Linked DNA regions of Homo sapiens: region 2 is linked to region 1. A link is an interaction called in ENCODE POLR2A ChIA-PET data of the cell type or tissue named here. Cell type or tissue: PC-9. All regions are shown on one strand. Each heading gives the region's core, and the rest is flanking DNA. Links, peaks and the distances in the headings are about the cores only. Region 1 overlaps LIFR (LIF receptor subunit alpha). Region 2 overlaps LIFR-AS1 (LIFR antisense RNA 1).

Region 1 (2,500 bases), core at 1-2,500:
CAGTGCAGATCTGGTAGATAAGACTGTCACTCAGATTTCTGCCACCAAATAAAGCCACATGGCCATACCTTGCTTCAGAGAGGCAGGGAAGGACGGTCTTAGTGTGAGTCCAGAAGGGGGAGCCTGAAAAGTTTGCTGAAGAGCACACATGCCCACCACAGGCCAAACAGAGAGGAAGTTAGTTCTGGCCCCCTGCTCCCCTGGGAGGTCACAATAAACAAATAGTAGCAAGGCTGTGGTTTTTGTGCAAGGGAGTGGACACTAGGAGTATGAATGTCTAGAAAGGCTGTCAGAGGAGGTGTAATTCTGGAGTAGGCACAGTCAGTTTTCTCAGCAGAAAAGGAATAGGAGGACATTCTACCCTGAAAGAATATTGAGTACAATGGCTTGAATGTATGAGATGGCGTGATTTGGAGAATTCAGGTGTTTTTGCATTGCTGATGCCTAAAGAAGCCTCACCATGTGAGAGGTTTAGAAGGAGATGAGCTGGACCCATTCAAGTCCAGAGTCCTAAGCACCCAGCCCTAAGGCTGGGGCTGGGTAGTTGGTGGGGGCAGGAATGCAAGAGGCATGGAAAGTCCTTTCAGTAAAGTAAACATTTGTATAAGAAGTTTGAAACATATATGAACAACAGTATAAGGAATATAAGCATGCTCTGGAGAGATATCAAGGGCTGTGGAACAAGAGAGGAAAATATCATTTTGCCTAAGAGATACCAGGGGAACTGGAAGCATTTTGAAAACAGAACTGAAGAGGAAGTTCTGTTAAGAAGAAACCATGAGCCAAGGCAGAGGAGCAGGGGAGTTGCCAGTTTCATTTCCTTCATCAGCATCCGTTGAACATCATCCTAGCATGAGGAGCGCTGTGATGCACTGGTCCCTCAGTGAAGGGGTGGAGTGTGAGTAGTGGAAGTCAGCCTACAAAGGGAAGGTTGAGGTGGGATTTTGAAAGGCATGCAAAAACTCCAGCTGTTTGGAGTCATCTATGCTTATTCTACTTTTGGTACAATGAGGTTGTTTTTCCTACCCCCACATTGGTAAAGTTACTATCAATCTGTTTTTTCAGTCTTAAAATGCGGTACAACCTATCATGTTTTTGCAACAAAGAGGGCATAAAGTATTTTCCATTGTATTTTGTGTTAACCAAATTTTTATGAAAATTATACTATTAATTTTATTTGCTAATTAAAATTCAATTTCTTATTACAGGTCCCGTTCTTGTTATCAGTTGGAGAAAACCAGTATTAAAATTCCAGCTCTTTCACATGGTGATTATGAAATAACAATAAATTCTCTACATGATTTTGGAAGTTCTACAAGTAAATTCACACTAAATGAACAAAACGTTTGTAAGTATTTGAAAACAAACTCAATTTTAAAGTAAGTCAAGTGTCACTTGTTAGTATTGTGGTGCTTTCTAGTTTTTTGAATTTCATGTGTTATGCTATTACTTTTAATTCACTCAGCAACCTCCCTATGAATTGTAGATGGTAGCCAAGATCAGAAGGAAGCAAACTTTTCTTCTGGCCAGTCAAAATAGCCCAGAATTCAGGCTCCTTCCCTCAGTTCCATACTCTTTCTTTAGCCCCCTTGACTCCTGCGTACCTTCCAGAATTTCTCAGATGCCCCTTGCTCTAGGGTGTAGTCTTATCTGGGAAGCTACTGAAAAATGACAGTATTAGAATCAGAAAGGCAAATCAAGACAGACTGTAGGAGACTCAGTCGATTAATAGTTCATTGTGTTTTACATATCATGTAATGTATTGGTAGCATTATAAATAATAATGGTCCTGATCATGATTAGAATAACAGTATTGGGATAAGAAAATTGAAAAGCAAATTAGGTGAGTGTAAGGAACGGAGGAGATGGATACATCAGCAAATCTTTGAGCACCTACTGTGTGCAAGAGAAGCTCTGCAATGCATGTATAGCTGTCCTTTAGAGGATCTGGATCTCTTGACAATTTGCTACTAAATAAAAGTATGAAAATTAAGTGTCTGTGGATCTAAAGATGCTTTCTAAATTATATAAAGCAAACAAGATTTTATATATATATATATACACACACACACACACACACACACACAGTAAAGTTTGTACTTACCATGTGTAAGCATGAAAAATTCTTCATAAGATTTTTAATTTCTGCATTTCTTAAAATCACCTGAAAATTTGGGTCATTCTGAAGCAGAATGTGGGTCCTGTAAAAAAAAGCTGGGAATACTCTTATCTTCTTATGTCCTAAGGAAGCAGGAGCACGTAGATTATGGGTAAAGCTGAATTAGCATTAGAAGAAAATAAAAAAGATTTTCATTAAATTTCTTCCCTATCTGAGTTTCTAGAAAGCAAGTTAACATTGTCCTCACATGTCTGTTTAGCACAAAGAAATGCAGATGGCAGTTAATGGGAGCTTAGGGGAAACTTCCCTATATGCTATAAAGAAAAGAAAGGGAGCAGTGGCTTTTTAAAATCCTTGTACTTGTAATTATGGCCATTACTG
Region 2 (16,812 bases), core at 7,828-10,327, 120 kb before region 1:
CAGCTGCCGGCATTCACCCGTGCAAGCTTCTAGCTTGCTTACCTATGCCTGCAGCTCGATTTTACAGGCTGCTCTTTGTTAGAAAAGAAATGATTTGGGGGCTGCTTTTTGTTAAAAGGGAAACCTTACTGAAGACTCTCTTACCCTAACTGCCTAAATAATTTATTTTTAGCTCCTGTTTTAGCCCAGACCTCAGTCATATCTGGCCTCATACTTCTTGGTAGACATACCTAAGCATTGTAGATATTTTCATGTGTAATCATATGCCATTTCCCACTCACAAAAATCGTTAATATTATCTCCCACACACTTGTATCTAAATGCCCCTAAAAAAAAAGTCAGCTTGCCATTGATTTGATTGAACAAGAATCCCATCAGGCTCCTTTCATTACATTTGCGTGTAATATATCTTCTGTCTGTTTTTTTTCCCCCCCTCTGTCGCCCACACTGGGTTGCCCAGATTGGAGTGCAGTGGCACGATCTGGGCTCATGGCAACCTCTGCTTCTCGGGTTCAAGCGATTCTCCTGCCTCAGCCTCCCTAGTAGCTGGGACTACAGGCGCATGCCACCATGCCCGCTAAATTTTTATTTTTAGTAGAGACAGGGTTTTACTATGTTGGCCAGGCTAGTCTCGAACTCCTGACCTCAGATGATCTGCCTGCCTCGGCTTCCCAAAGTGCTGGGATTACAGGAGTGAGCCACTGTTCCTGGCCTCTTCTGTCTGTTTCTATTCTTTTCCTTCCCTGTCAAGTATTTCTTTAAGAAACCAGATCAATTGGGCCGGGCGCGATGGCTTATGCCTGTAATCCCAGCACTTTGGGAGGCCGAGGCAGGTGGATCATGAGGTCAGGAGATTGAGACCATCCTGGTTAACACGGTGAAACCCCGTCTCTACTAAAAATACAAAAAAATTAGCCGGGCGTGGTGGCGGGCACCTGGGAGGCTGAGGCAAGAGAATGGCGTGAACCCGGGAGGCAGAGCTTGCAACTCCAGCCTGGGCAACAGAACAAGACTCCGTCTCAAAAAAAAAAAAAAAAAACCCGATCAATAGTCCTAGTGCTCATTTATTTTTCCACTGTTACCCACTGTTATTATATGTGTATTATTTGAGGATGAAGAGTTGGAAAATCTCTTCCACCAAAATCCTAGCAATAAATAGAAAGCATTAAGTATTAAGAAATAAGCTATTCTTAATATGTAGATGAGGCATAGGTGATGATGATACATGTAAAAATAAAAGAATGTCTTTAGATTTTAAAATAGATTAGTAAAAAGGGTTATAATATAAACCACTTGTTTTGGTTTAAGTGTAGCACTTTTCTAGAGATACAAAGTAAAGTACCTGGACAATAACTCATTTTTGAGGCACTAAATTGAAACCGAAAAAGAATGTACACTCGTAAAATTGTCTGGACTGACCCTGGGAAAAACAGTCAATTAGTTGCCTTTTTTTCTCTCCTGGTCAATTCCCCACACCCTGTTATCTATTAATAATTTATTTTTAATTCCTGAATTTTAAAAACAGCTTCTTTATTAAGCTGTTGATTGACATACAGTAAAATTGACATACAGTAAAATGCATAAAGTTAAGGTATACAATTTGATAGGTTTTGACATTTGAATATACTTATGAAGTGATCACCACAATTAATATAATGAACATATGATTCAACCCCAAAAGTCTTCTCCTGCTTCATTGTAATCTCTCCCTCCCGACTCTACACTTGCTCCCTACCCCAGACAACAATTGATCTAAATTCTGTCACTATACATTAGTTTGCATTTTCAAGAAATTTATATACATGGAATTATGCGATATATACTCTTGTCTGGCTTCATTGAGCATAATTATTTTGACATTTGTCAATGTTATACTGAGTATCAATAGTTCATTTCCTTTTTTTGTTGAGTAGTAATTCTTTGCATTCTATTTCTGATTAACTGTGGTAAGGATTTACAAAAGGTCTCTTACCTGGACCATTCTTGAGCCTTTAATGTCTTCAATACTTCTGATGAGCCACTGGTCTTTTAATATACTAGGGCAAATCACACTTCTTTAAAACCCACTCCCAAAGGAATAAGTCTTTGCACTATCATACTCTTTTGAGCTTTCCTGATCCCAGTTCAGATACATAGAGATCTGAATTCACTATTCTCTTCCAATGTTATAATTATATGAGTAGGTAGATGGTGGGAATGAGTAGCGTCAGGGAAAGAATGACATTCATTTAATAAGTCATCGTAACACCAACTTTTTCTTAAAGGCAACACCCAGATCCCTTTACCCACCAATCCTCTGAGTGCTTCTAGTGCTATAGAATAGTTGAAGTATCCTATTTCTTTTCTTTCTTTTTGTTTTTCTGAGACAGAGTCTCTCTTTGTCACCCAGCCCAGTCTAGAATGCAGTAGCACCATTTATGGCTCATTGCACCCTCAAACTCCTGAGCTCAAGAGATTCTCTTGCCTCAACCTCCCAAGTAGCTGGGACTAAAGGCATGCACCGCCATGCTTAGCTAATTTTTCTGATTTGGTATAGAGACGAGGTCTTGTTGTGTTGCCCAGGCTGGTTTCAAACTCCTGGTCTCAAACTATCCTCCCACCTCAGCCTCCCAAAGTGCTAAGATTACAGGCAGGAGTCACCACACCCAGCCAATCCTATTTCTTTAGCTACTATAAGTTCTTTTACATTTTCAAAAGATTAAAACAATTATGATAGAGAGAATGCTTTTTTTGATATCTTATGCAAAGGATGTTTTGTTTATGACTCAATATTACTTAAGATACATTAAGCATCCTTCATAGATGGTGTTGATCTGATGATCATGAGACATATCCAGAGACAATAGTTCCAGAAAGAGAAGATGAACATAATCATGGTGAGAAGAGAAAGAATGGGAAACGCCGCTTTTCATCTTGCTCTTAATCCAGATTATAGAATGAAAATAATGTTTCCACACTATCTCCCCCATGCCCCACCCTATTGTGATTTAGTACAGTTACAGGATGTCTTTTCACTGGAAAAGCTTATCTTCTCAAGAAAGCAGTCCTGATTTGCTTGGCACATACTGGCCATGAGCATTCAGCCTTTTTCCTTAAGGAGTCAAAAGGGGAGAGTGAGGAGGGAGTGGCAGGGGATACAGGGTCATGATGGTCATTTTATTTCTTCCTAGAATATGATATTCTTTGCAGGTTGCCAGCATGCTTATTTTTATGTAGATTTGACCTTCACTGCAACCTTGAACAACTAAAATAGAATAAGATCCCTATACGCTACTTCAAAAAGCTTGGCTCTTGAAAGTATATAAAAATATAAGACAAAGGCAGGAAAACTAACCAGCCCACAGCTTTGAGCAAAGAATCATAAGGCTTCTTGGGTCTAGTTAAAATATCAGCTTTGTGCATATTAGATTCCATCCTGTGTTTGATTATTTCTGCAGTGAGTGCTGCCTTTATCGATTGTTAGAGTGAAATGTTCAAGAGCATTATATTACAATCTGTCTCTAAATGGCTTTTCAGAAATTTCCTGTAACTCAGAGGCAGAAATTATGCAGGGAACTGAGAGCAAAGCAACTAGACCGTTGAATTTCACCCAGACTTTTGCATATGGGAAAGTGATAAAGCATGGCCAAAGAGACTTATATTGGTTTTCTTAGTAAAGAGGGTCACTTTCAGCTTATTATTATCTCATCACCAGAAGCTATGCTGAATACTATATAAAGTCAAAGTGACGGGGGTTGCGGCTTTGAGGGTCACAATACTTTAAAGATGTCTTAGAGTCCAGAGCCTTTTGGCTCATGTTGCTCGCTTGATGATCTCCTTCATCCAGCTACCTCCTACGTGTTCTTGCCTAAATCTCACCTCCTCCATGAAGCCTCTCATCCTTTTTAATTGATTTCTTCTTATTTGAAAACTTATTTCTTTTAACCACTGAATGTAATTTATAGATTATTTTCTAATATATATTATATATGTTCTAACATATTATTTTCTAATAGTTTCACTTGCAACCAAGAGTACATCTTATACACTGTATGTCCTCCAAAGAAAGGTATAATGGATCGTGAATAGATTAAGAGCTCTTTCTGTGTGTGTATGTCATCCCCCCACCCTGCCTGCCAAACACACGCATATTGGCTCTTTTAGTCAAAGACGTGGCTTATCCAAATTAATAATCTTTGGGTTGTATATACCAGAAACTCCAACTCAACTCAGCTTAAACAATAAAAGGAATTACTGACTCAACACAACTGAAAAATCTATTTGTAGATGTGGTTTCCAGTGAAGCTCAATCCAGTGGCTCAAAGACCTGATTTCTTTCTGTCTCTCTGCTTTACTTGCCATGAAATTGGCTTAATCTCGTAATTCCGTTGGTCACGGATGGCTGCTAGCAGCTCTTGGGACAATACGTGCATCATCATTCACACCTAGACTAAGGGGTATCATTGTCCCAGCATCCCCAGCAAAGGTCCTGAGAATCACTTGCTTGAACTAGTTAAGGTCACACGTTCAGCCGTAACCATTCCATAGAAAGAAGTATGGATCAACTGATTAACTCAGTCTAGCTTCTCTGGAACTATATGGATTCCCAAACCAAAATTGGGAAGGTCATATGGGCACATGGGAGCTTGACAAGTGAACAACAGATGCTATAAATCTTCAGCCAATTTTATCCACCTCCCATGATCTGCAAAACATTGCATCTCATATATAAGGGATTTGTTTGCTGGCTTTTAGGTATTTTTATTTTAGAGAAAATAAAAGGAACCAATCTATAACTTTGGCATTGGCTGGCCTCCACAGAGTTTGGCAAGCTTTCAGTGGGCCACATCAGTAGAAGTTTTTACAGGGATGGTAGCTCCCTTCTGTTCACTGCCTATCACCACAATTTTCTCTTCAAAAAAAATGTGAAGAAGGAGAGATGGAAAGAAGAAAGGGAAAGAAGGGAGGGAAGGAATGGGGAAGGAGAGAGGGAGGGAGGGAAGGAAGGAAGGGAGGAAGGGAGGAAGGGAGGAAGGGAGGAAATGAATAAAAGGAAAAAAAAAAAAGCAGTGCGTTTTCCAGGCAAACACAGAAGTGCCTGTGGCTCTGGCTCACTCAGGCTGGGGAGACTCCCTGGACCAGGTCTGTGAATATAGTATTAACAATGTACAATGAAGGGCTGGGTGTGGTGGCTCATGCCTGTAATCCCAGCACTTTGGGAGGCCAAGGCGGGCGGATCACCTGAGGTTGGGAGTTTGAGACCAGCCTGACCAACGTGGGGAAACCCCATCTCTCCTAAAAATACAAAATTAGCTGGGCGTGGTGGTGCATGCCTGTAATCCCAGCTACTTGGGGGGCTGAGGCAGGAGAATCGCTTGAACCCAGGAGGCGGAGGTTGCGGTGAACCAAGATCATGCTATTGGACTCCAGCCTGGGCAACAAGAGCAAAACTCCACCTCAAAAAAAAAATAAAATAAAAAATAAAAGAAAAGAAAAGAAAAAGAAAGAATGTACAATGAAAAGCCACCATCATTTGCTAGATCTTCCTTGTAACTGCTAATTTCTTGTCAAATGAATACTAGATATTTTTTTAAGGTGGGGTTGAGTTCCTTGAGGTAATATTCTCCTTAAATATGAACCTTGTTTCTTCTTGGCTTCATTTTAAAACTCTACAGAGGGAAGCCATATCCCATAGATTTCTATTTCTATGTTGCTGTTTCCAACAAGATCTGGGGTCGTTCCTGCTGTCTGCAATAAGCTATAGGTCTATGAAAGGACTAAATGTACTTTCTGTCTGTGTGACTGACAAAGCAAAGCCTGGTTTTCAGGGCTCTGCTCACAAAAGCTAAGAATGGCAGAGAAGGCACACCAGGAAAATGATGATTACTTCACTGATTTTGGAATAATGATCTTGCCTCCTGAAAAGGTCAACCTTCCATTTGAATTGAGTGTGGGAAGAAAGGATGGCAGGTAGGGAAGAAGATAAATGTCTTCTAAGGAGGGTCTGTGTAAAAGACATAAATACCTCCACATCCTTTTGCATAACAGTAATTATCTTTAGTATAAATTGCAGACTTAGGAACATTAAAAATATTTTTCACTTTGCATAGCCCAATATTGGAAAATATGATATACAAAACATCAAAGAAAGGAAAGGGGATGAGGTAAAAGTAGAAAGAGAAATTCTTCCTTTTACTAAAAGACATCTACAGGGTCATTTAAATGACAAATTCCTTGGCCTTATATGGTAGTTCAACTCTCCCAAATGTTTTTGGAACCCATCTACTTTGTAAAAGGAGGTAAGATTCAATCTTCAATGGCTTGTTTCAGCTTGAATTAAAATGTGACATACCTGCTTCACTTGTTCAGAAGACTTCAGTTTAAAGAGATCTTAAACACATTTTTTAGTGTCTTCTTTAAGCTTCTGCATTGAAAAAGATCTGGAAGACAGGAATAGTGCTTGCTTTTTGGAAGGAATCATACCAGATGAGAGGCACAGACTTCACTAAAACCAAAATGATGTGTAGAGACACAATGTTCCATTTTCAGGAAGGTTTGTCTGGACTGGAAGAAACTGCTGCCTAGTCCTGTCACCTGGAACAAGGGGGGATTTCATTTGCCAATGAGGGGCCCTTTAGGCCCTGCCAGTCTTGGAGTTTGTGTACCTGGGTCAGCCAAGCAAGAATCAAGGAGGGTACAATGCACGCATTCAAAGATCAGTGTGTTCTTCTTGGCAAGTGTGCCTTTTGGGCACTGTTTGTCCCCAGCACAATGCAATCCCCACATTCTCAACCTTGTGACATTCAAATGTCTGCTAACTGCTTTCTTCATACCAAACGCTTATGAAAGGAGCACTCTACAATCACAAAATTAGAAAACTCATTTATATCTAATCCTTAGACAAGATAAACTGGAGGTCATTGTGGTAACTCCTTACCACAAATGATAAGAATGGTAACTTAAAAGTTTAATAATAAGCAGTTAAGCCAGGCATGGTGGCTCACATCTGTAATCCCAACACTTTAGGAGGCTGAGGCAGGAGGATTGCCTGAGGCCAGGAGCTCAAGACCAGCCTGAGCAACATGGTGAGACCCCCATCTCTGCCAAAAATAAAAAATAATTAGCTAGGTGTAGTGGCACATACCTGTAGTCCCAACTACTTGGGAGGCTGAGGCAGGAGGCTTGCTTGAGCCTGGGAGGTCAAGGCTGCAGTGAGCTGTAATTGCTTCTAAAAGACAATAGTGAGATAGAAGCTTAACAGGTGCTTCTAAGATGTTTTCAGTTCTTAACAGAATGTTCATGGCCTGATATTGACCTATAATTGTTGTTAGAGTATCAAGTGCTGCATTCTCTTTGCAAGGTAATTTTCACAGCTATGGTAGAGTAGAAATAGCACCAACCAGATCCTTCCTATAATGTTAGGTGTGATTCTGGATATCAAATATTAGTGGGACCCAGAGAGAACTTACAAAAGGCACAAAGAAGACTAAAAAGTCTGATTAAAAGATTAAAAAATAAGAAAAAAAGGAAGGTGGTATAAAGGTCTTGGACTTATTTAGCTCAGGAAAAAACAAAGGTTGTTCTGAATTGATGATTGCTGGCATCTGTAAGTCTTCACATGTAGCATGCAGGCTGGATGTGGTAAGAATATGTGAATGTCAATATCGAGGAGTTTGTTGAAGTCAAAATAGGTTCCCAACAGTGATTGAGGACTGGTCTTTCCAACAAGAGATACTTTATGAAAAACTTTGTCCAATAGCTAAAGAAGAAAAACTCCTTAAAAGCTTCTCACCCTTGTCAATTATTTCTCTCTCCGTGGACCTCATGTTTTTAAATATCCTGTAAATCAATTGCTTATGAATAATCATATATTCACTCTGGTTTTCCTAGGATAGTCTCAATTTATGCATTTTGTCTTGTGTAATTATCAACAGCTTTCCCTTTCAGTATCTGAGTATCCCATTTGAAAAATAAGGCATATGATTATTCTAATAAGAGCTAGCATGATTTGATTTTGGAAATATATATGGATTCGACAGGTTACACTCTGTTTAAAAGTGGCTCAAAAGATTCTATTATTGTGAAATTGGCTTAAGCAGATGATCTTTTAGCCTGCAAATACATGATTCTGCGACACCATTGACATTACCGAAAACAACTGTTCATCTCATGAGAATGAAAGGGACAACAACCCCTCCAAGGTCTCTTCAGCCTCATTTGGAACAGGCAGGAATAATAACAAATGTCACACTCTTAGCCATGAGTCTAACGAAAGAGAAAGCATCATTCCACCATCTGAGCTGGGAACTTTGTGGTTTTCAGATGTTCAGGAATCCGGGCCGCTACCCATCCTGATATTCTGGGAATGCATGATTGTGAAAAGAGAATCAACACGAGACCTCTATATTGAATTATTTAATTAATTCAGAAAATACTTATTGAGCCCCTCCTTGTGCCAGGCACTATTCTAAGTACTGGGATTTTGTACTCCACCATGCCGGGGAGTCAGGCTCCCCACATGAACCAGTAATGGCTGTGGTAGTTTCCTGAGAGCTCAGTGGGAATGGCCCTTGCAACAAGCCCAGGGATTCTGTGTTCTCAGAAATAAAAGCAAGCAAAAGAGACACAGGCTTTGTTTCTGAGAAATAATTGGTTTGGGGATTTAAGTTTATTATTTTCTTCTCCATTCTCATGCACTGATTTCGTGTTTAAGCCTCTCCTCATTTCACTCTTGGGAGCACTGGTCGAAGAGAGCAGTGTCAGCTAGAGGAGGGTTTGAGGTTTGTTTTGTTTTGTTTTAATCATGGAAGAATTCTAAAAGGAAGAATGATCAAAGTTAAATTTTTAAGAATTATGCCATGACTGTGATCATAATATTTTCCACAAATGAGGCACAAAATGGCATAAAGTTGTTATTTGTGCCCTAAACAAAACTGGAGCATTCAATCTAGATTTTATAATACAAGATCCTTATAGGCGCATAGATGGTGCTTCACGAACAGCTGATTGAGTTGAATGGAACTGTCTACTTTGGAAAACAAGAGTTGTACATTAAGAGCCTCTCCAGCGTTTTGCTCTGGATGCATTCCAAAAGTTGTTGTCACTAAAGGTTTAAATATATAAAGATGGTACAATAGACTCTATTTCCATGGAAGTAAACTGGTCTCTAATTAATATACCAGAAGCTGAGTCACTTTGTTTTTACAGGCACGTAGAGAGGAAGTGCCATCTCTCCTCGGTCGTGACACACTGCCGGTTAGCTGATGTATAGTTCTTTTTTTCTTTTTATTAAGGAGTAGAAAAGAAACAGAACTGAAAGTTGAAACAATTCGTACAAGGAAGAAGAAAGCCTGGGAAGTTACCTACATTGCCTAACATCACAGAATCTAAAGGAATCAAACTTTCTCTTTCCTTCTTGTATTTGAAGAAAGGAGACCTCATCTTAAGACGAGAATTCTTCCAGGTTTTCCTGGACAGCTTCTTTCATTCTCCACAGTGTCTGTTTCAAACTTTCCTACCTGTCTCAATGTCTTCAAGCTCATCCACAACTTCCTTGCACACCCAGGGGAGGACTTTACCCCCTACCTTACAGACAACGATGTGAGAACAAAAGCACCCCCACTGCAGCACCACGCAGCCTGTTCCCTCACCTGCATTCGTTCCCCCTCCCCCTCCCCCTCCCCCAAGCCCGGCGGCTCTCATTGGGCAACGGAAGAGGGGTCCTTCCTCCAGTCTCAGGCAAGGCTCTCCACCCATGCTTTAGATCTCTTCCTTTCCACATCTCTGGAAATTTGCTCCTGTAATCACCCACACTCTTTCCTGTATCTTCCACTCACACAGGAATGTTCTCAAATCTCCATCTTTAAAAAAAAATGAAAACAAAACCTCTCAAGTACATATTTTCATCTAAAGAGAGACTTTCTTTTCTTCAGAGTCAGGATCTTAGAAAAGGTGGCACTTGCTGTCTCCTCTTCCTCTTCCTCATTTCTTCCTTACCTGCATTTGCCTCTCCTGCTTCACAGAAAGTTTTCCCCCTGAGGCTCTTATTCCTTCCTCGTTGCTCATCCAATGAACACACTTCAATTCTTGCCTTTCTTTTTTTTTTTTTTTCCTTTTTTTTGAGATGGAGTCTTGCTCTGTTGCCCAGGCTGGAGTGCAGTGGCAGGATCTCGGCTCACTGCAACCTCCGCCTCCTGGGTTCAAGCAATTCTCCTGCCTCAGCCTCCCGAGTAGCTGGGATTATAGGCACAAGCCACCAGGCCCGGATAATTTTTGTATTTTTAGTAGAGATGAGGTTTCGCCATGTTGGCCAGGCTGGTCTTGAACTCCTGACTTCAGGTGACCCGCCCGCCTTGGCCTCCCAAAGTGCTGGGATTACAGGTGTGAGCAACCGCACCCAGCCCAATCCTTTCCTTTCTTGGGCTCTGTGGCCTTGGGCACTCTTGTCTCTTCCTATTTCTTGAATCCATAAAACTACCCTCTCGGGTTTCTTCTTACTTCTGTGGCTTCCACTTCTAAGTCCTCTTCTTGGCTCTGTTTCCCCATAAATGCAGGAGTTCCCTAGGGATTTATTCTCATCCATTCTTGTACTTTTTGCATTTCCAGAGTGTTTTCTGGGGGGGGGATGGGGGGATGGGGGGGCGCACAAACCTAATCATTACACTCTCCATAAGGTTCTCCAGAAGTTCTCAGTTACCTTCAGAGTAAATCTCACCTCTTAAGTAGGGCTTCCTACACCTGTCCTGACAGACCCATGTCAAGCCCATCTAGTATCCCTTCCCCATAAATTCTTGAAATTCTAGCCATAGTAATTAACTGAACAAATCACGTTCTTTCTGGTTTCTGTGTCTTAGAAAATGCTGCTGCCTTTGCTCAGAGCACACTTTCTTCCCCTTGTTTGCCTATCGAATTCAAGATTTTCCCCCAAAGCTCAGTGCATATTTCTATCATGGGATGTATCAATTTGTATTGTATTTATCTGTTTACCCACCTGTTTGAGTTCCTTAAGACAGGCACCCTATTTATTTATCCTGTTAAGCTCTGGGTGATTCTTTGTGCCTAACACAGTTCCATCATGAGCAATAAATTTGTTGAATGACTAAGTGGATAAATGGAAGATACCATCCCTTTCAATTCCAAGCTCAGCATGTAAACTAAGTTCAAGTCACGTAGACTTTTTCTATCAGACCTGAGTACAATGCTTCTAAAGCAATGTACATACCTCCACATAATAAGGATATTGATTTTCTATCTTCAAAATAAATGTGGCTCCTGTTGTTAGAAATGTGTTTGTTCTGACCTTCCTGGTAGTCATGGAAATGAATTACAGCCTTGGGCAAAAGGGCATCCCTCAGTCAAGGGGATGTGGTGTGATCTGGTGGGTAGAGAGGGCGTCATGGAGGCAGCATTCTATTTATAGCTGATGTTGACTCCTCCAGGCCACTAAGGTGACAAGCAGCAAAGACTGGCCCCTCCTCTCCTCTCCTCCAGTCCATCCCTGACATGAAGCTAGCTGAGAGATTTGCTCTTCTATTTTCAAATCGGGTTGCTTTTGCTGAGAGATAGAGGCCAGGAGAGCTTTGCTAAGATTTCATTCCCATGGAAGCTTCCCATTTAGTTGCTACAGCTGCGTAGTTCTTTTTTTTTTCTTTTGAGACGGAATTAGCTTTTGTTGCCCAGGCTGGAGTGCAATGGCGTGGTCTTGGCTCACTGCAACTTCTGCCTGCCGGGTTCAAAGTGATTCTCCTGCCTCAGCCTTCTGAGTAGCTGGGATTACAGGTGCCTGCCACCACCCCCAGCTATTTTTTGTGTTTTTAGTAGAGATGAGGTTCCACCATGTTGGCCAGGTTGGTCTCGAACTCCTGATTTCAGGTGATCCACCAGCCTCGGCCTCCCAAAGTACTGGGATTACAGGCATGAGTCACCACACCAAGCCATCTGCATAGTTCTTATGGGCTCACAATGGATTTGTGCTTTTGCTTTCACAAGATACTAATGTCTTTAAGAGCAAGACCTATGTATTTTTCTTTCTTTGCAGTGCCCTTCAGGCAAAGTTCAGCTGGCTGGCAGAGCTTAATCACTGCTCATAAGTATAATTACCAATCATAAACTTAGATAACTCATCCTGAATAAAAGGGTAAAGTAATCATAAAGATCTCCCAGATGGTGACATGTAAGCTTCTCTATAGAATCCTGGAAAATGTGAGAAATCAGAAAGGTTGCAATTTCATGGTACAAGCTCCTTGAGCACAATGACATGATTTTGCAAACTATTTCTAGGGTAAGAAATAATATCTTTTAAATTTGTGGCAAAATCTGCTGTAATGGGAGATTACTGCAGTGATGGACGGCTTTATAGAAACACAGTTATATGTACTTTATTAAACCATGTAGCAGGAAAAAAACATGATGGCACTCAAGAAGTTGAATTCCAGCCGCTTTCAATTTCTGGGTACATATAACCTTTTTGTTAGCACCTCTAAGACACTGAGTTTATTATCAAAATGACAAGAGCATTTGACAAAACGACCTTTGGTTCAAGACTTCTAGATCTGTCAAACATCTTGTGGTAGCCAGTCTCCAAGATGACCCCAGTGGTCGCTTCCTTCCGGTATCCATGTCCTTGTGTAGTCTCTTCCCACAATGAATAGTGCCAACATGCATAAGCAACAGGACATTGTAGAAATGATGGTATGTGGCTCCCAAGGTTGGGTCACAAAAGACATTGTGGCTTCTGCGTTTCTCTCTCTTGGATTATTTGCTTAGGGGTAAACCAGCTGCCCTGTTATGAGGACTCTCATCACAGCCCTATGGAAAGATTCATATGACCAGGAATTGGGGTTTCTTGCCAACAGACACCACCAACTTACTAGCAATATGAGTGAGCCATCTTGGAAATGTAGTCTCCAGCTCCAGTCAAGACTTCAGATGACTGCAAACTTGGCCATCATCATGTGTACAATCTTGTGAGAGGCCCGGAGCCAGAACCAAGTGAGGGTGCCATTAGGTAAGCTGTTGAGGGTGCCATTAGGTAACCAGGTGCCATTAGGTAAGCTGCTCCTAAATTCCTGATCTACAAAAAGTGCAAAATAATAATTGTTTATTATTGTTTCAAGTCACTAAATTTTGGGTAGTTTCTTACACAGCGATAGATAAAACCTGAACCAGAATTGGAAAAAAAAAATTGATAATATAACATTATAGTGGATACTGTGGTATACTACCTAGATCACTTCTTCAGGGCTGACACAACCATTTCCCAGCTATTGAAAATATTGTTTGTTGACAATACATAGCTATGTCCCTTACTAGAAATTGCCATCTAAGCTGAAGCTATGTCTTATTCAAGATTATGAGCTCCTGCCTGGGGCAGCCTGGGGCCGATGACTGACATGAGGATAAAGAAGTCAAACCCCATTCAATTTGTCCCCTTTCCAATCCTGCTTCCCTCAATTCCCTAAAGTTGTATCTCATGAGTGCTATCCAAAATAAACCTCTGCCTACAACTCTCTGTCTCAGAGTCTGGTTTCCATGCTACCAAACCTAAGAGAGTTGGTATGGTCCTTGGAGACAGGGTATGCAGCCAATTACCTGGTTCGCTTGTCAGGGCATGGGAAGAAAACAATTGAAAGACTGAGGACAAGATTGTCTGCAGAGGAGGCACTGGGATGAACCTATGGGGGTGCACACAAATTGTGAAGATTTTGTTAATGCCCACCAGATAGCATATACTGCAGAAGAGGCGCTAAATAACAAACTGACTTGGCTAGTAGACATCAGGCAGCCTCTTTTCTTTTCCACCCCAGTGCTTACACAGTGGATTCATGAGCAGAGTAGCCATGATGGCAGAAATGAAGGCTCATGCATAGCCCCAACAGCACACTCACAAAAGCTGATTTAACTATGGATGCTGCTGAGTGTCCATCCAACCTGCCAGCAACAAAGGGTAATGGGTTCCCAATATGGCACCCTCACTCAATGAAAGCAACCAGTCTTTTGGTACCAAATCAATCCGTTTGAATCTTTTCAATCCTAGATGGAGGAACAATTCATCTTGACTAGGATTGATACTTATCCTAGGCATGGGCTTGCCTTTCCTGCCCATAAGGCCTTGGCTGTGCTGTCTTGTGGCTCTTCCCTGCCTACATTTAGCGTATACATTCAGGTAAAGCAGCCATAGCCTGAAAAGGACCTGATAACCAGGGCCTTAGATTCCCCAGGGCTGAGGGTCTAGGCACTCCCCCAGACTAGCCACCTAGACCAACGGAAGTGCTGGCTGAGGGTGAGACAAACCCAGAATGAGTGGTAGAGGATAAAGACAATGAGCTTCCATTACGAATGTGAAGGCAGCTGCAGCAGCAAGGCTAGAGCTCATCCCACTGGAGTGTCCAAGTTTTCATAAGGAACAAGACTCACTGGAACCTGAGAGGATCTATGTGGGATGAGGGGATGCTATGGGGCTCTATCAGGGTTCTCTCTTAAGAGGCAATGCACTCATGTTCCAGCTGCTGGGACTCTCAGCTGCTGACAATTCATGACTACATGGCTCACTGGGAATTGCCCTTGGCTACAGAGAACTCCTTCACTTAAGGTTGCACTCTCTCCCAGAGATGGCCAGTGGCCATCTGACTGTGAGGAAACTGACTGATGTGAAGAAACAAAGGCTGGCACATTTGCTTCAGTTAGGACATCTCTGAAAGGCCATCCCAGCTCCCAAGCTTCCCACAGGAAGGGCTGAGACTCCTATTGCAGCTATGTTGTGGATCAGCTTCTGTCTTTGTCCAATCCTGCCTTCCTCAGCTCCTGACATTGTTTCTCCCAACACTCCCCCAGTAAACCTTCTGCATGCAACTCTCTGTCTCAGGGTCTGTCTCCAGGAAACCCAACCTACAAAAAGCTTCCATACAAGGATTTTTAACCTTCAATCAGCACAGCGAAAAAATGCTGCCAGAGAAAAGTCTATGCTCTTCATTGTTAATCCAGTAGATGGGAAAACTAGAAATTGCAAGCTTTGGTTGACCTGACAGTGGTTGCGAAGAAAAAGGGAGCATGTCAGGAAAGGAAGTGACTGGGAACTCTATGTCCACTTTATTCATGGATGGAGGTGTTACAAAGAATAGGGTATCAGGGGTAGGTGTGCTTGATATACCTCAGCTTTTCTGAGGGAGGTAAGCCACATGGAAAAATATCATAGTAAGGCTCTTTGCTCACTAGGTAGGTGACTTTGGTCATTTCATTGTTGCAATCTTTACTGATATACTTGCCAAACAGTGTTTTGTTTGTTGTAATAACTCTAGTTTATTTATTTGTAAATTTCTGAATATAGTCATAAACAACTGACAGTCTCTTTAAACAAGAAATTGTACAATGGAAATTTGATATTTTGCTGGAGAGACTCTGCAAAAGAAATTAGTAGGAATTAGTAGATTGTATGTTCAGAGGGTGAGGGCTCACTGACATGGTGTATTAGTCTGTTCTTACGTTGCTATAAGGACATACCCTAGACTGGGTAATTTATAAAGGAAAGAGGTTTAATTGACTCACAGTTCTGCAGGGATGGTGAGGCCTCAGGAAACTTACAATCATGGCAGAAGGAGAAGCAAACATGTCCTTCTTCACATGACAGCAGCAAGGAGAAGTGCCAAGCAAGTGGGGAAAAGCTCCTTATAAAACCATCAGATCTCATGATAACTCACTCACTATCATGATAACAGCAGCATGGGAATAACTGCCCCCAGGATTCAATTACCTCCCATGGGGCCCCTCCCAAAACACATGGAGATTATGGGAACTACAATTCAAGATGAGATTTGGGTGGGGACACAGCCAAACCATATGGGCATCTAGAGTTTACACTTACCAAGATCAATGTGATCCTTTCATGAAGAACTGATTTTTTCCTCCTCCAAATTGCTTCTCTTCTGTTTGGTTGATGTGCACTTCATTCTTCTCCAACCTGAGAGGAAGGCTGATCATAGGGATTGCCACAGGGGTCCATTCCCTCTAACTCCTGTGGGATTCAGCCCATAGGGAACACAGGCAGATCTGAGGAGTGGGGAGAGTGAGGCTAGGGTATTTTTTCCCCTCTTTCCTCTCTAGTAAGGTGGACCCAGGCTGTCAGCCTCCCTCCATGGCAGACCACACCCCCTGCCAGGCAGTCCCTCCCCGGCCCCTCTTGGCTTAGGGGTGCTAACTATCTTCAGCGACCACTTGCTCCAGGTTACTGCACTATGCCTTAGGGTTTCCCTACACTCTGCCCTGATAGAATGATTCTTCTTGCTGTCTCTTTCACATTTAGGAGACTAAATTCTAGACTCGCTTCTTACAGAAACAAGCGAAGCATCCATGAGCCAATCCCTTCACCAATGTAGGCTAAGAAATTCCTGGGATCTGGCACTCAAAGATTTAAAAGAACTTTGAACTGAATGAAGGAGACAATGTCTCCACCCCATTCCAGTGCTTTATAACCTGTTTCCTTGAGGAAAGTGACAAGGCAGGAGATGTGGGGACAAAAGGATTAGAAATTCAAAGGTGCTCGTGAAGGGAGCGAGTGCACATTAAGACTTGGCATAAGAATGGCAGCAGGCAGAAGCAGGCCCAGGCTGATGGGAGACTGAACAGCAGAACAGAGCAAAGCCAGGAAAAGGGTTTTAAGTAAACTCCTTAAACTCCTGGGAAGCCACAGGACAGATGGACAGTGCAGTGAATGACCATTCTGAGACAGCCAAGTATAAACGGTCCCCGGAGAATCGCATCTCCAATCGGTCTGCGCACTGGGAAAACAGAATGGAGGCATGGAAATTGACCCCGTTTGCAGGAAGGAGGAGCCTGGCC

What was found. ChIA-PET counts read pairs that join two places held together with the same protein. Peaks named below come from ENCODE experiments on the same cell type or tissue, not always from the same donor. Only the 100,000 strongest peaks of a DNase experiment are listed, where the experiment ranks them.
Region 2: POLR2A ChIA-PET joins it to region 1 with 5 read pairs; 2 of 35 experiments call an interaction of 5 or more read pairs at or near these places.

What each region holds. Positions count from the first base shown.
Region 1 is chr5:38,526,003-38,528,502 of GRCh38, reverse strand. LIFR (LIF receptor subunit alpha) reads left to right here. Exons shown (of 20, transcript NM_001127671.2): 4 at 1,209-1,348. Among named protein-coding and RNA genes, the nearest start is that of LIFR, 29 kb to the left of the region's middle. In PC-9, for the core only: no CTCF peak of the experiment used is centred there; no DNase peak of the experiment used is centred there.
Region 2 is chr5:38,643,472-38,660,283 of GRCh38, reverse strand. It overlaps LIFR-AS1 (LIFR antisense RNA 1), which reads right to left. Exons shown (of 9, transcript NR_103554.1): 4 at 15,839-15,934; 5 at 13,570-13,652; 6 at 12,849-13,051; 7 at 7,124-7,207; 8 at 6,332-6,419. Among named protein-coding and RNA genes, the nearest start is that of LINC01265, 68 kb to the left of the region's middle. In PC-9, for the core only: no CTCF peak of the experiment used is centred there; no DNase peak of the experiment used is centred there; H3K4me3 peaks cover 1,409 bases; H3K27ac peaks cover 449 bases.